Regions from separate parts of the Homo sapiens genome. Here region 2 is linked to region 1. A link is a loop called in an ENCODE intact Hi-C map of the cell type or tissue named here. Cell type or tissue: natural killer cell. All regions are shown on one strand.

Region 1 (8,000 bases):
CATCCCCCATCAGTTGGGCCTTCTTTTTGTTCTATCCTCTCCTTCATTACTTCCTTTTCCTGCCTTTCTTGCTCTACTTTCTTTTTTGTTTTTTTCTAAACATTCACTTCTTTTCTTTTCTCTCCTTTGCAGTAGTATTTACCTTTGCAGTGAGGACTTAGAGGTAAGCAACACTTATGTAAAACATTTTGAAAATGCTCTTAATTCTCCAGGAATATGAAGAGTGGCCCAGGAATCAAACCTGGGACTTCTATCTGCTAGCTTAGATGCAAAAAGAAAAAAAGCACAGGCAACAAAGGAAAGGGGATATGACGTTCACTAACCACCTACTGTCAGGTGGTGTCCGGACACTATATACATCATCTCGTTTAACCCTCACACAACGCAAGGGTGCATATGATTACATCTGCTTTACAGCTGAGGACAAGGAGGCTGGCAAAAGTTAAATGATTTACAAAAGACCTGGGTCTGGTAAATGGCAAAGCTGAGGACTGGACCCAGGTCTTGCTTTCCCCGAAGACCCTGCTTTTCCCATTACAGTTCACTACATTGACCAAGACCTGACTACTCCACAAACTAGATAATCCAGACATTTGTAAAATCAGGGTTTGGAAACCCGGGTGTGCTCAGTGTCAAAGCCAGTTGACTTGTACCACAGCAGTACATGTCTTCAGTTAATTACATATTGGTAAGAAATCTAAAGGGGACACTCACTGACTCATTAAAAATCCACAACCTAACAGATTATTACAGAGCTAAGAATCAAATTCTAGAATTATATTCTTTTCACAAGGTAAATTGCAAGTAAACTGAAATGTTAATGGTGCCTACCTGCAATGTATACCTTCATGGGAGAGAAATCATTAGTTGAATCTGCATGAGTCTCTAAAAAGTGTAACATTTCATGACCAGGGGTGTAAAATCACTGCTGCTTAAAGCAACACAAGGGCTAATAGGGAGGAGAATCTTTGACATTCAACTGTCACAGAGTCACTAAAAGTTCTAACCTCAATGTTATCTAGCCAAATACAGATAAAACTATTATAGGCACATGAGAAAAAAAAAGCCAAAGGCCAGTATGTTCAAGTGATTTCAAAAGAAATGGGTACAAATGACTAAGCATACAAATATGAGAAATGGAAGTCAGATGAAAATACTTTGTCTGTAAAGGAAAAAACTGTAGGGTTAAAGTGGAAGAAGCCACCAATATGAAAAAGAGATGACCTTGCCTCAGACTTCACCGAGCAAAAGGAAGAAATCAGATGGAAATTCCCTTCTTTTTCCACCATGAAAACGTTCAAACTCCCCCAACCAATTCCCTAACACAGCACTGTTAATGATGTCCCAGTGGATGAATCATCCCTACTTCCATCACGGTCCAACTCTTTAGCTAGAGTTCTGGACCCCGCTCCCTCTTGCTTTATCAAAGACATCTCTCCAGTCATTATCCCCACCTTCCCTGTGTCATTAATTTCTCCTTCTCTGCTGGACTCTTTTCATCCCCTTGCAGATACACTGTATTATCTCAGATCCTAAAAACAAAAACAACAAAAGATTGATATCTCTGCTCTTCTTCATATAACTTCTTGAAAAGAGTTCTGAATTATCATTCCTTCCTTCCAAGATAGGTGCTGAGCTTAGAGGAGAACAAGTGAAGGAGAGAAGGGTTTAGGGACTGTTACTGAATCTTAAACATAACACTTTCCTGTTAGTGAAAGTGTCTGATATAAATCTCTTTAGAAGAGAAAAGAATCATTCTCAAGCCTCAAGCAAAAAGACACAAATATGATGCTTTCGAGTATAGCTAGCTTAGGGGTCAGCAAACTACGGCCCATGGGCCAAATCTGGCCCTCTGCCTGTTTTAATACATCCTGTAAGAAAATGGTTTTGATAATGGTTGAAAAGAAATCAAAAGAAGAATCCGGCCGGGCGCGGTGGCTCATGCCTGTAATCCCAGAACTTTGGGAGGCTGAGGCAGACAGATCCCAAGGTCAGGAGATCGAGACCATCCTGGCTAACACGGTGAAACCCTGTCTCTACTAAAAATACAAAAAATTAGCCGGGCGTGGTGGCGGGGTGCCTGTAGTCCCAGCTACTCGGGAGGCTGAGGTAGGAGAATGGCGTGAACCCGGGAGGCGGAGCTTGCAGTGAGCCGAGATCGCACCACTGCACTCCAGCATGGGTGACAGAGCCAGACTCCGTCTCAAAACAAACAAAAGAAGAATCCTTTTTAGTGACATGTGAAGATTACATAAAATTCCAATTTCAGCATACATAAATAAAGTTTTGTTGGAACACAGCCATGCCTGTTTGTTTAGGTATTGTCAATGGCAGCTTGCATGTGACAATAGCACATTTAGCAGTTGCGACAGATCGTATGATCCGCAAAGCTGAAAATATTACTATCTGGACCTGTAGAGAAAATGTTTGCCAATCCACCAAGCTTGACTGTTATCAAATGTTTGCTATCCAAAATAATCTCTAGTATTTAATTGTTCACACCTATCTTATCTTGGCAATATTTTTAAATTACAAATGAGTGCATGAATTTCCTAGCTTCTCAATGTGGGAAGAGGTGGCTGCAGCTGGTAACTCTTCATTTTCTCCCCCTTTAGGGATTATTCACCCCTCACCCTTGCTGTCACCATGATGGGGGAAGGTTTCTCCTTTACCACTCTGCCCCTCCAAAGTACGAATGAACATGCAACGATTCCTTTGTTAGCTGTAATAGAGTTGAGCAAGATCACAAACTGCAAATAAGACTTTTTAAAATGGCGGATTAACAGACAGAGACATATTGGTAACATAGCTCTAAGGAATAGCTGATTAATCAGTATTTTGGCATCTCTTCCTGGGTGTTCTAAGTGGTGAGAGATCACCTTCCCTCAATACCTGTGCATGTTCTCAGGCATGTCTGGACACCTTGAGCTCAAATTCAAGAATGTTTTCCCACTACAAGGAAAATGTGGCTGCTCTCTTCCCAGTGTCACTATCAGGCCTGCCTTTGATGGATGCTGATTTCAAGACTGTTCTCTTAAACACAGCAAAGTAGTTTCTTTCCTCCTATCCCTTACTTTTCGGTCATTTAAAAAGTGTTTTTCAGTGATAGGAGCTGAATTTAATGACATAGTAAAGGGCCCTATGGAGTAAAGGAAGCCCTAACCCACTGTTCAAATGATATAAACAACTACACCAATCCACCCGGAGATGTTACATTTCTCTCAATTTTGAGAAGCAAAGGCTGCAAAAAGGCTGACTCTGTTGTAGAGTCATTCACAGTTTTAGAGAGTACCTAAAAAAAAAAAAAAAAAAGCTTACTATTAATTTTTTTTAAATGCCAAGTTACATATGAGTACACATTGAAAGGGTTAAAAGGAAGACGTGTTAAAAAAAATTCACACCTTTTACGTTTACATCAGTTGGTGTTTCATAAAGAAACTGATGACAGAAACAGCGGGTAAGGGGTGAAAACCAAGCAGCCTAGAGTAAGAGAAAAAAGACCTACAACAACCCACAGAAAAATCAAACATAGAAAAGGGAGATTCAGAGACAGAAAGGAAGCCAACAGAGCTTGGTAAAGGTGGTGTATCTCAGAGTATGGGTTTCTCTCTTTATGAATACCTTCAGTGACTGAATAAGCCAGCTTCCTAGGTTCAATTCATAATCATCCATGAGTTCATAACCATAATGAGTTGCTATACTCATTGTTATGATGGTGGTTTATTTTATAGGAAATAAGAAAGTTACTGTGCTGCCTTGAAGGAATTTTAATTCAAAAGACAAACACTTTTTAAAAAAGAAAAGAAAAACCTTTTCACACATCTCTAACTAGGTCATTATCATATGTGAGTAAGAATGACAAGAATTCACAAGCCCAGAGTTTCCCTAGTTTATAGTTTAGCTTAATGTGATATAACTTAAATATTTTTCAGACTACTTACTACCTTGAACTTGGATATAAAATATAGCCCATTTTCAGAAGTTTTATCTGTACCACATATATAAACAAAATCTAATTCATGAGATAGTCTTTAAAAAAATTACTTTGACTATATATAATAAAACGATATTATGAGTAAGCTCTGGATTATAAAAGTAACAACCAGAGGGCAAGTGGTTCAACATTAAGAGATTTTATTATAAAATGAGTGGTAATAAATTATCATTTGTTGGATAAATTCACTTTTAGACAATTTTTAAAATATATTCTGTAATCCCAGCACTTTGGGAGGCCGAGGCAGGTGGATCACCTGAGGTCAAGAGTTCGAGACCAGCCTGGCCAACATGGTGAAACCTGTCTCTACTGAAAATAACAAAAATTAGCCGGGCATGGTGGCGCATGCATGTAATCCCTGCTACTTGGGAGGCTGAGGCAGGAGAATCACTGGAACACAGGAGGCAGAGGTTGCACTGAGCTGAGATTGTGCCACTGCACTCCAGCCTGGGTGACAGAGCAAGACTCTGTCTCAAAAAAAAAAAAAAATGCAATTAATACAAGAAGTAAGGAAGAATATAAGATTATTCTATGAATCATATATTAGGTATTATATTCTGCTAAAGGCCCTTCCGTTCCTTGAATGTCATTGATGTATGATTGCTAAGGATCATCAGTTATCAAAAGCCATTAGTAGCTCACAGAAAATAAATGCAACTTAATTATGAGGCTAGTTTACATGCACACATATCCATAAATTTCACAAATAAGAATTTAGATTTTGCACGTTAATGTTACAAAAGCTCCAGATAATGAACAATGGATTATATGCCAAAAAGTTTTTCTCTGAGTCAAATTTATATAAATTATGAAAGACTCTCTACTATATCACTAAATGAGTGCATTTATTTATTTATTTATTTATTTATGAGATGCAGTCTCGATCTGTTGCCCAGGCTGGATTGCAGTGGCACAATCTTGGCTCATTGCAACCTTTGCCTCCTGGGTTCAAGTGATTCTCCTGCCTTAGCCTCCCGAATGGCTGGGATTACAGGCACGCACCACGATGCTTGGCTAATTTCTTGTCTTTTTGGTAGAGATGGGATTTCACCATGCTGGCCAGGCTGGTCTCGAACTCCTGACCTCGTGATCTGCCCACCTCAGCCTCCCAATGTGCTGGGATTACAGGCCTGAGCGACCATGCCGGCCTAAATGAGTGCTTTTAAAAACTAATATTCAGATGGCTATTTCTTGTGTCTCCAAAGATTTAATATTGGCATAAAGTTTACATAGGCATTTTTGCTTCAATAAAATATTTTCTTATACTTCAATAACATTCCCTTCCCAATAATTACTAAAAAAGAAAAATTCATCAGACTGAAAAACACATTTGATATCCTTTTCATAGTTATGGGTGGCCAGGTGGTTCTCATTTGTGCAGTAAATATCAAAGGCTTGAAGTACAGTGTTATAATATTTGGACAAGAGAGGATTGCTGGATGCTAAATTTTATTTTGAAATATGTGTCTCCAGAGCCTACTTTCTTTCAAGCTTTCCATATGGCTTATTGAGCCACATTACTTTTCATAGAATCAAAAATATAAAACATATGAAGCTTTAACAAGAAATGAGATTAATTACTGGTTATAGCTCTGTGAAATAAGTTACTGAGATAGTAAGAGAGATAAGTTATAACCAAGCATTATAACCAACATGACTGATAGCAAACAGGAGTAGAACTTACCCAATGTTAAAAATTTCCTTGCAACACAAACATATTTCCTTGAACAGTTTCAGCACTTAAGTTAATATAAAAATTAACTTGTTAACTAATGCAGTCATGCTTTTTGATTCAGCACCAGTAGTTTAAAGATTCTATTCCAAGGAAATCATTACATCTTCCCCCCTCTCTCCCCTTTATTGCTCCCCGATAGGTATGTATATTTTGGACATATACCTTCTTCTGGTGTTTGTGCTCTCAATGATTCACTCCAATCACTCCAACTTCCCTTATAAAGATGTAGCTTAGAGGAAATCTGAAATTCATATTCTGTAAATGGTTTCAGATCCAGCAAATCATGTCTTCCTTTGGCCTTTGTAACATTAACCTTGAAACAGACATTTTTTTAAAGTGCCTATTAATACTAGATTGCTAATTTAAGGAATTTTAACATAAAATGAAAAAAAAAAAACCCAGGCTATTTGATCTTATTTGTTTTTCAGACCTACCATTAAATGAGAAGAAATATCAGTGACTGTCTTACCGAATAGATATGATATTAATCTGAAATGATAGCATCTCATTAAAAATAAAACAAAATCTCTGGGTACTAAGAACCCATCTATGTAGGTTCTCGAGGGGAATCCTGAAACCAGCTGAAAAATAAGATTGAAAACTACAAAGTTTCTACACTAGAGATTATTTTTTATTTGATTACAATTAGGATGTGATGAATGTTTTAACACAAACATAGCACTGGCTTTTTTTTTTTTTAAAAAAACCCTTTAATTAGTTATACTCTCTTGAATATCAGCTATCTGTGGGACTGATCCTTTGTTATTATAAGCCATTGAATTTTACAACAATCCCGGAAAGAATCATAATCCTATACCTTTTATTTTAAAACATGCAATGCCTAATATTATATTAAATTGTAGACCTTTTCTTTGGAATATTAAATTCTATATAACTCTCTGTGGACATTTCTTAATATTTCTCTTTTCAATATCTTTTTTAAATGCTAAAAAATAATAACAGGACAGGGTAAATAATAAGGAGAAATGAATCCTCTGTTAGAAATAAACTATAGAAAATTAATATTGGTTTACAAAAGCTTTAAAAATTTCAGAATCAGAGATCAAAATTCAAGATATTTCTTAATCAACAGAGGCATACATGACTTTCTGATAATTCTCTCGTGTGTACTTTTGGGATAAATATTCTTAAACTCTATTTTTTGCTGTATGAAAAGACAGAGGTCTGCGCAGCAATATTAAGAATGCTTCAGTGTTTTTTCCTTCACTCTAAAGATAATTACCATATTCCAGAGCCTGCTGTTACTGGGCCGATATCTGAGTCGATTAAGCAGTACCAGTCCCTCATCTCTCCAATAAAGGGTACATCTGCTCACAGAAGCCTTTTGAAATTTGATTCTAATGTCCCACGGAGGAAGAGGCCTCACTAGTAACCAGGACAAACAAAAAAGTGTGGTTCAGGATCTGTGATCAGCAATTGTCTTATGTACTGGCATGAGCTATAAAGAGTTTGACAAAACTCAGTTCTGAGATGCACAACCATCAAATTTGGTAAAATATACAAGAGAAAAGTTCCAGGCTTTAAGAAAGAACTTTTTTAAAAGCTGGATTCACTTCTGAATCTTTAAAATAATCCCCCTTAATCAAATCTCATTTTCACCAAATAACTACTACCAACATTAGTGGTAAGTTTCAACTACACTTAGTCCAGTGGTTTTTCAAAAACCAATGTGCCAAACCCAAGAGTTCCAATGACTGAGAAGCCAGAGACGGCTAGTGATGACTGCCTCAGGAGGAGAAGAAATGTTCGTAGGAAAATTCATAGCAAAGGGACAGAGGAAAAGAACAAGGGGGCGAGAAGGTAGCCTAGAGATGAACGGTCTATGAAAGAAATGGGAGGAAGCCTGAGAAGAAATATGGTGGAAAAGTGTATAGTAAATGCCAATGATCAGACTCATCGTTAGCAATATGTATGCAGAGAAGTGCCATGGAAAGAGAGGCGAGAAGCACATAGTGTGAGGTTGGAACTTCAGGCAGCCCAGTTCTGCCTGGATGGTCAGAACTTGGAATGCTTGAGATTGGCCTCTGATTCAACTGGACCGATTACATTTGCTCAGAAATGTACTGGCTCACTCCAGGGATGGAGGTGAGTATTCTCAGAGCAAGATGCATCTGTGACTTGAGAAATTTTATTTATAGTTTGTACCTCGCTGCTCTAGCCTAGCAGGCCCACATGTAGCCTATCTCACAACAATGGGAGTAGCCATGGGGGCGAAAGGACACCTCCTCCAAGAAGGGCTTGCACTGAGCA
Region 2 (8,000 bases), 57 kb after region 1:
TTTGAGACAGAGTCTTGCCCTGTCACCTAGGCTGGAGTGCAATGGTGTGATCTTGGCTCACTGCAACCTCCACCTCCCGGGTTCAAGCAATTCTTCTGCCTCAGCCTCCCAAGTAGCCGGTATTATAGGTGCCTGCCACCACACCTGGCTACTTTTCTGTATTTTTAGTAGAGATGGAGTTTCACCATGTTGGCCAGGCTGGTTTTGAACTCCTGACCTCACTTGATCCACCCGCCTCAGCCTCCCGAAGTGCTGGGATTACAGGTGTAAGCCACTGCACCTGGCCTACAATAATTTTGAAGACAAAAAGAAAAAATGGTCCTATTATGGGTCCCAACAATAAACTCAAAAGCCTATGACAAATAGAGGTTCCGATTAGCTGTTTATAAATACTTTAGGTACTATTATTCTGAAAGGCAAGTTCCCTTGAAATCTACAAAAAAAAAGTTTCTGTTAATCCTCAGATGGTTCTTGTTATAGTTTAACATTTCTGTTAAGTGGGCGCCTTGAATTACTTGTTATCCAAGTGCAGCAGCTGCTCCTTAACACTTATTGTTAAAGACATTAACTGGCTGTCTTCTTCAACTTCTACTCTTTCTTGACCATTCTTGATAATTCTCTTTATCGTGATTTTTCTGCCATTAACCTTTTTAGTAGAAGTGTTATCGATTTGAAGTTGCCCATCCCACTACCAACATATGATGTGGAAGAAAATGAAGTGAGGCCCCCGTGACCGAGTGACCCAAATGAAGTATTAATAAATCCTATATCAAAATAAGAAAATCCACTTCTAAAAGATGGAAATCCACTGAATGTGGAGAAAAACTACCCCGACCCTTGGTTTCTGCTTCCACGGGGACCCCTTTGATTCTGAAACAAGTCCTCAAAAGAGTTCTTCAAAGAAGTCAAATGAAAATGGGTCCCTTCCACCAAAAAATTCCCTGAAGACATCATCTGGGTTACAGAATGTGAAGCCAAACTCAAAAGGACTGTCAAAATGACTTCCACCTCCTCCTCCACCATTTAATCCTTCTTTGCCATATTTGTCATAGATGTCCCGTTTTTTAGCATCTGACAACACCTCACACACCTCAGCTACTTGTTTGAATTTTCTCTCTGCTTTTTATTCTCAGGATTTTCATCTGGGTGCCACTTCAGTGCCAGTTTCTGGTGTGCCTTTTTAATATCCTCGGGTGAGGCCTCTCTCCACACTCCTAGAATTTCATAGTAATCCACCATGATTTTGTTTGTTTGTTTGAGACAGAGTCTCGTTCTGTCACCCAGGCTGGAGTGCAGTAGCACCATCTTGGCTCGCTGCAACCTCGCCTCTGGGGTTCAAGACATTCTCCTGTCTCAGCCTCCTGAGTAGCTGGGATTACAGACTTGTGTCACTATGCCCAGCTAATTTTTATATTTTTGGTAGAGACGGGGTTTCAGCACGTTGGCCAGGCTGGTCTTGAACTCCTGACCTCAGGTGTTCCACTTGGCTCGACCTCCCAAAATGCTGGGATTATAGGCATGAGCCGCTGTGCCCAGCCTAACCCATCATGCTTTAAGAGATTGCTGGAACAGGATGGAGGCGACTGACGGCAGGCGGGAGGCAGGGGCAGTGGCCGGGATCTCCTCCTGGCTCTGGCACTGCTGCGCTGGTGGTGGTGACTACTTGTGCTTTCCTCTCAAGCCTAGTTTTTTTTTTTTTTAATTTTTTTTTTATTTTTTATTTTTTAAATTTTTTAAATTTTACTTTAAGTTCTGGCATACATGTGTAGAACGTGCAAGTTTGTTACATAGGTATACATGTGCCATGGTGGTTTGCAGCACCTATCAACCTATGCTCTCCCTCCCCTTGCCCCTGACCCCCTGACAGGCCTCGGTGTGTGGTGTTCCCATTCCTGTGTCCATGTGTTCTCATTGTTCAACTCCCACTTATGAGTGAGAACACGCAGTGTTTGGTTTTCTGTTCCTGCATTAGCTTGCTGAGAATGATGGCTTCCAGCTTCATCCATGTCCCTGCAAAGGACATTAGCTCATTCTTTTTAATGGCTGCATGGTATTGCATGGTGTATATGTGCCACATTTTCTTTATCCGGTCTATTATTGATGGGTATTTGTGTTGGTTCCAAGTCTTTGCTATTGTAAATAGGGTTGCAATAAACATACATGTGCATGTGTCTTTATAGTAGAATGATTTATAATCCTTTAGGTATATACCCAGTAATCGGATTGCTGGGTCAAATGGTATTTCTGGTTCTAGATCCTTGAGGAATTGCTACACTGTCTTCCACAATTGTTGAACTAGTTTACACTCCCACCAACAGTGTAAAAGCATTCCTATTTCTCCACTGCCTCACCAGCATCTCTTGTTTCCTGACTTTTTAATGATCACCATTCTAACTGGCATGAGATGGTATCTCATTGTGGTTTTGATTTGCATTTCTCTAATGACCAGTGATGATAAGCTTCTTTTCATATGTTTGTTGGCTGCATAAATGTCTTCTTTTGAGAAGTGTCTGTTGATATCCTTCACCCACTTTTTGATGGGGTTGTTTTTTTCTTGTAAATTTGTTGAAGTTCCTTGTAGATTCTGGATATTAGATCTTTGTCAGACGGTTAGCTTGCAAAAATTTTCTCCCATTCTGTAGGTTGCCTGTTCACTCTGATGATAGTGTCTTTTGCTATGCAGAAGCTCTTTAGTTTGATTAGATTCCATTTGTCAATGTGGGCTTTTGTCGCCATTGCTTTTGGTGTTTTCGTCATGAAGTCTTTGCACAGGCCTATGTCCTGAATGATATTGCCTAGGTTTTCTTCTAGGGTTTTTATGCTTTTGAGTTTTACATTTAAGTCTTTAATCCATCTTGAGTTAATTTTTGTATAAGGTGTAAGGAAGGGATCCAGTTTCAGTTTTCTGCATATGGCTAGCCAGTCTTCCCAGCATCATTTATTAAACAGGGAGTCCTTTCCCCATTGCTCCTTTCCCCATTGCTTTTTTTGTCAGGTTTGTCAAAGATCAGATGATTGTAGATGTGTGGTGTTATTTCTGAGGTCTCTGTTCTGTTCCGTTGGTCTATGTATCTGTTTTGGTACCAGTACCATGCTGTTTTGGTTACTGTAGCCTTGTAGTATAGTTTGAAGTCAGGTAGCGTGATGGCTCCAGCTTTGTTCTTTTTGCTTATGATTGTCTTGGCTATTCAGGCTCTTTTTTGGTTCCATATGAAATTTAAAGTAGTTTTTTCCAATTCTGTGAAGAAAGTCACTGGTAGCTTGATGGGAATAGCATTGAATCTATAAATTACTTTGGGCAGTATGGCCATTTTCACGATATTGATTCTTCCTATCAATGAGCATGGAATGTTTTTCCATTTGTTTGTGTCCTCTCTGATTTCCCTGAGCAGTGGTTTGTAGTTCTTGAGGAGGTCCTTCATGTCCCTTGTAAATCGTATTCCCACGTATTTTATTGTCTTTGTAGCAATTGTGAATGGGAGTTCACTCATGATTTGGCTCTCTGCTTGTCTATCATTGGTGTATAGGAATGCTTGTGATTTTTGCACATTGATTTTGTATCCTCAGAGTTTGCTGAAGTTGCTTATCAGTGTAAAGAATTTTTGGGCTGAGATGATGGGGTTTTCTAAATATACAATCATGTCGTCTGCAATCAGAGACAAGTTGACTTCCTTTCTTCCTATTTGAATACCCTTTATTTCTTTCTCTTGCCTGATTGCCCTGGCCAGAACTTCCAATACTATGTTTAATAGGAGTGGAGAGAGAGGGCATCCTTGTCTTGTGCCGGTTTAAAGGGAATGATTCCAGCTTTTGCCCACTCATTATGATATTGGCTATGGGTTTGTCATAAATAGCTCTTATCATCTTCTCAAGCCTAGTTTTTAAACAATTTATTACTGCTGAATCTCAGCATGTTTCACAGATATGTCTTTCATAATTCCTCTATTACACACACCCGCTGACCTTAATATACTCTTGAGTACAATTGCTATATTCTTGGTATTGTACACGTTATTTCTTACTACCAAGAAGAAGCCTCTAGTCTTTCATGACAATTTAAAGACACAAGCTAAATACCAGTCCCCATCCCTTGAGGAATTCATAGTACAGCACAGACACATGGGGTGCGAGCGAGGTGAATACATTCAAAACCAGCTCCACCACTTATGACCTAAGTGGTGCTGGGCAAGAAAAAGCATCTCTCTGACTCAGTTTCCTCAGTGTAAAATGGTGATAATAATATCTACCTCACAGCTTGTTTGGAAGATTAAGTTAAATAATGTGTGGGAAGAGCCCAATATGAATTCATTGCAGATACATTTTCTTTGTGCACTGAGATTTAGTTTCTGTCAAGTTTGTGTGTTCGTGGTTATGACACCCCTAAAGGCTATTCACAGCAGGAGATGTGGGAGCTGACACTTAAGTCATTTCTTCCCCAGTTTATGACAAGGTTACCTGGTTTCCACTCAAACACAGATAAAGGTGCTTTCTCTTTTACATGCTACACCACATCAAACTTAGTATCGTGCAAAAGAGTTTTGCTTACACAGTCATAGAAAAGGAAATTTGCATCAGTTTGCTTGAACATTTTGGTTAGCCATACTTTACTCACATTCTGAAACTCAGTCATGTAATTCAGAGGGGTTTTTCTCTTCTTAGATGATTTGCAGTATATTTATCCAGGAATAATTGCTGAGATGCAAAGATGACAATTATAAGCATTTATACAAGTAAAAGTATTAGAATTTTAGTTCTATTTTAGACTTCCAAATAGGATGCACAATGAGTTGATAAGGCAATCCGGTGGTTCTTCACAGGTTTCTAATATTTAGGGTGTTTTCTTCAAGCTGAATTGCATTTATTGCCAATTCTTCCATCTGCCATTGCAAAGAGGGTGATGTAGGGAGGAATTGTCAGGATAGCAAGAGGTTTAACTCCAGTAACAATTTATTGAAAATAACATCAAATATTTATTTCCACTGTAGTACCTACCCAATTTCAGATAATTTAGCGTACAAGATAAAACAAACACCATTAGTTGTTGCTAATCATTATTAAAAGAAAATAATGTGAGTTCTAAGAGCCTAAAAATACAAAGCTTTTTTTCTTTTCTTTTTCTTTTTTCTTTTTTTAATTTTGGAGAGTTGTATTAGCTAGGGCTCTCAATTGAAAATAGTAGAAGCCCAACTCTAAGTAGCTAAGGAAGAAAGAAGGCTGTATTATAAAGTTTCTCATGGGTCATGAGTCATGAATATGATTGAACATTATTAACAATTAGAGCAAGGGATTCTAATGCATTCAGGGTTCTCATTTCATCTCTCCTCTGTCCTTTTCTGTGGATCTGTTTATTATTCTTCTTATTCTGCGTCTATGGGCCATCTTCCTTTCATTCTGGCCACATGGAGAAAAACAAGACTGACAGCTTCTGAACTTGCCACCTAACACTCTGTCACTGGAAGGAGTCTGTCTCTTTCGCAGGCCTAATTGCACAATTCCTAGGGAAAGCCTTTGATTGGCCCAGCTTGGATCAGGTGCATACTTCACACCAATCAACTGCTGCTAGCTAATCAGAGTGATACTGAAGCAACATGTGGATAGGAGGAAAAGAGCAGGTCCTAGAAGAGGAAAACTGGCAAGACAATAGATGACCGCTGTTACGGACAGAATTGTGTCCCCCAAAATCCATATGTTGAAGCCTTAAGTCCCAATGTGACTGTATTTGGTGATAGGGCCTTAAGGGAAGTAACTAAGATTAAGTGAGGTTATAAGGACGGGGACCTAATTCGATAGGATCAATGTCCTTATACAAAGAGAATGAGACAGCAGAAATATTTCTCTCTCCTTCTCTCTGCATGAGCCTAAGGGAAGGCTATATGACATGGTAAAGAAGATGGTCATCCACAAGCCAGAAAGAGAGGTCTCACCAGACACCAACCCTGCCAGCACCTTAATCTTAAATTCTTAGCCTCCAAAACTGTGAGAAAATAAATTTCTATTGTTTAAGACAACCAGTCTGTGGTGTTTTGTTATGGCAGCCTGAGCAGACTACTACAACCACCATAGGCATGTACTCCATCCATTCTCTGAAAAAATAATTTCTGATTACGTATTACATCCATTAGGATCAATTCAAATACAAATAGCAGAATCTGCAAGAACAGTGATATTAGAACATTACTCTCAGGTAAAAGAAGTTAAGGAAAGTGATCCAAGGCAGCTCCTCAAAATCATCGGAGATGTGGGCTTTTCTGTCTTCTGCTCACCTTACTCAGCACACAACTTCTATCTTCCAGGTCACCTTATTGTCTCAGATAGGAGCTGGAGCTCTAGATGTCATGCTCGCTTCCCAGTCAGCAGGAAGGAGGAAGAGGGAGGAAAATATTCTCCATTTGTCTGTCCCCACTCTTTAATAAGACAGCTTGGAAATCCCTCTAACAGTTTCTGTGTATATCTCATTGGACAGAATTCAGTTACATGACCACACCTAGCTGCAAGGGAGGCTAGAAATGTATCTTTTCACTGAGAGAACTGCTATCATCAATGACATAGGGGTTCTGTTAGGAAGTAAGAATTTGAGAACGGAAGTTGAACGGACAATTAGCAGGCTCTGCCACAGTTACTATGAGCCAGACACTGTGGTAAATGCTGTATAAGTCCATTTTCACGCTGCTGGTAAAGACATACCCAAGACTGGGCAATTTGCAAAAAAAAGAGATTTAATGGACTTACAGTTCCATATGGCTGGGGAGGCCTCACAGTCATGGTGGAAGGCAAGGAGGGGCAAGTCACATCTTACATGGATGGGGGCCGGCAAAGAGAGAGAGCTCATGCAGGGAAAGTCCCATTTTTAAAACCATCAGATCTTGTGAGACTTATTATCATGAGAACCACATGGGAAAGACCTGCTCCATGATTCAATTACTTCCCACCAGCTTCCTCCCACAACACATGAGAATTCAAGATGAGATTTGGGTGGGGACACAGCCAAATCAATCAAATGCCAATTACAGCTTCATTCAGAAAATTAGCAGGCTAGATAAAAACAAAATTTAATAGCATTTAAAACAATAATAAATAAAATTACCCCCTGTGGATTATCTCTAGCTAACTATATCAAGTAAAATCATCTGTGATTTATAATTGATGTGACACATTATGCCAAACTTCCTACCGGCAGTTTATGATGATGATGATGATGGTGATTAAGATATTTGGCTGGGCATATTGGCTCATGCCTGTAATCCTAGCACTTTGGGAGGCCAAGGTGGGCAGATTATTTGAGCCCTGGAGTTCAAGGTCAGTCTGGACAACATGTTGAAACCCCGTCTCTACAAAAAATTAGCCAGGCCTGGTGGCATGCACCTGTAGTCCCAGCTGCTCGGGGGGTACTGAGGCAGGAGGATTACCCGAGCTTGGGAAGTGGAGGAAGTCAAGGCTGCAGTGAGCCAAGATCATGCCACTGCTCTCCAGCCTGGGCAGCAGAGTGAGACCCTATCTCAAAAAAAAAAGACATTTGATTAATATTCTCTAAGTTGATTGCACCTGTTTGCTCATTTTCTTTAACATGCTACACCCTTTGTCTGCCCCATTATCAGCCAGAGAGCTATCTAATTAGTGTGGTGGCTAAAAATATCTCCCCCCAGAGAAAGGAAGGATAGTGTTTGCCCACTGAGGTGTTATTAACTCTGCCACATGAATCTATCTGAAGACAGGGTTTCAGTCAACAGCAAAGAAGATGGTTGAAAATGACTGTCATTTCAATGACTCCAATAACTATTGGAGTGGTCCTAGAAAATAAAACAAAGCTGCATAAATGAAAATAAAAACACATAATTTTACATTATGTCGTTGCTTTCTTGTCAATTATAGAGTGGCAGTTTAGAGAAAAACAACAATGGTGATGATAAAATAATGGAGTATTGAGGAAGAGCCTCAGAAAACACATTGAGGTCTGAAAGCTCTTTGCCTTCGTGAAATACTCTTTTCTGTCTTGTGAGAAG

Evidence for each region. Hi-C counts contacts between places; a loop is a spot of excess contacts. Peaks named below come from ENCODE experiments on the same cell type or tissue, not always from the same donor. Only the 100,000 strongest peaks of a DNase experiment are listed, where the experiment ranks them.
Region 2: it touches region 1 in a loop (6-fold over the local background); 3 of 110 quality-filtered maps call a loop at or near these places.

What each region holds. Positions count from the first base shown.
Region 1 is chr1:67,328,702-67,336,701 of GRCh38, reverse strand. It overlaps IL12RB2 (interleukin 12 receptor subunit beta 2), which reads right to left. Exons shown (of 17, transcript NM_001374259.2): 7 at 6,973-7,115; 8 at 5,892-6,042. Among named protein-coding and RNA genes, the nearest start is that of IL12RB2, 25 kb to the right of the region's middle. In natural killer cell, no CTCF peak of the experiment used is centred here; DNase peaks (open chromatin) are centred at 331 and 3,471; H3K27ac peaks cover 2,645 bases.
Region 2 is chr1:67,271,291-67,279,290 of GRCh38, reverse strand. It overlaps the pseudogene DNAJB6P4. Among named protein-coding and RNA genes, the nearest start is that of IL12RB2, 33 kb to the left of the region's middle. In natural killer cell, no CTCF peak of the experiment used is centred here; a DNase peak (open chromatin) is centred at 4,450; H3K27ac peaks cover 1,738 bases.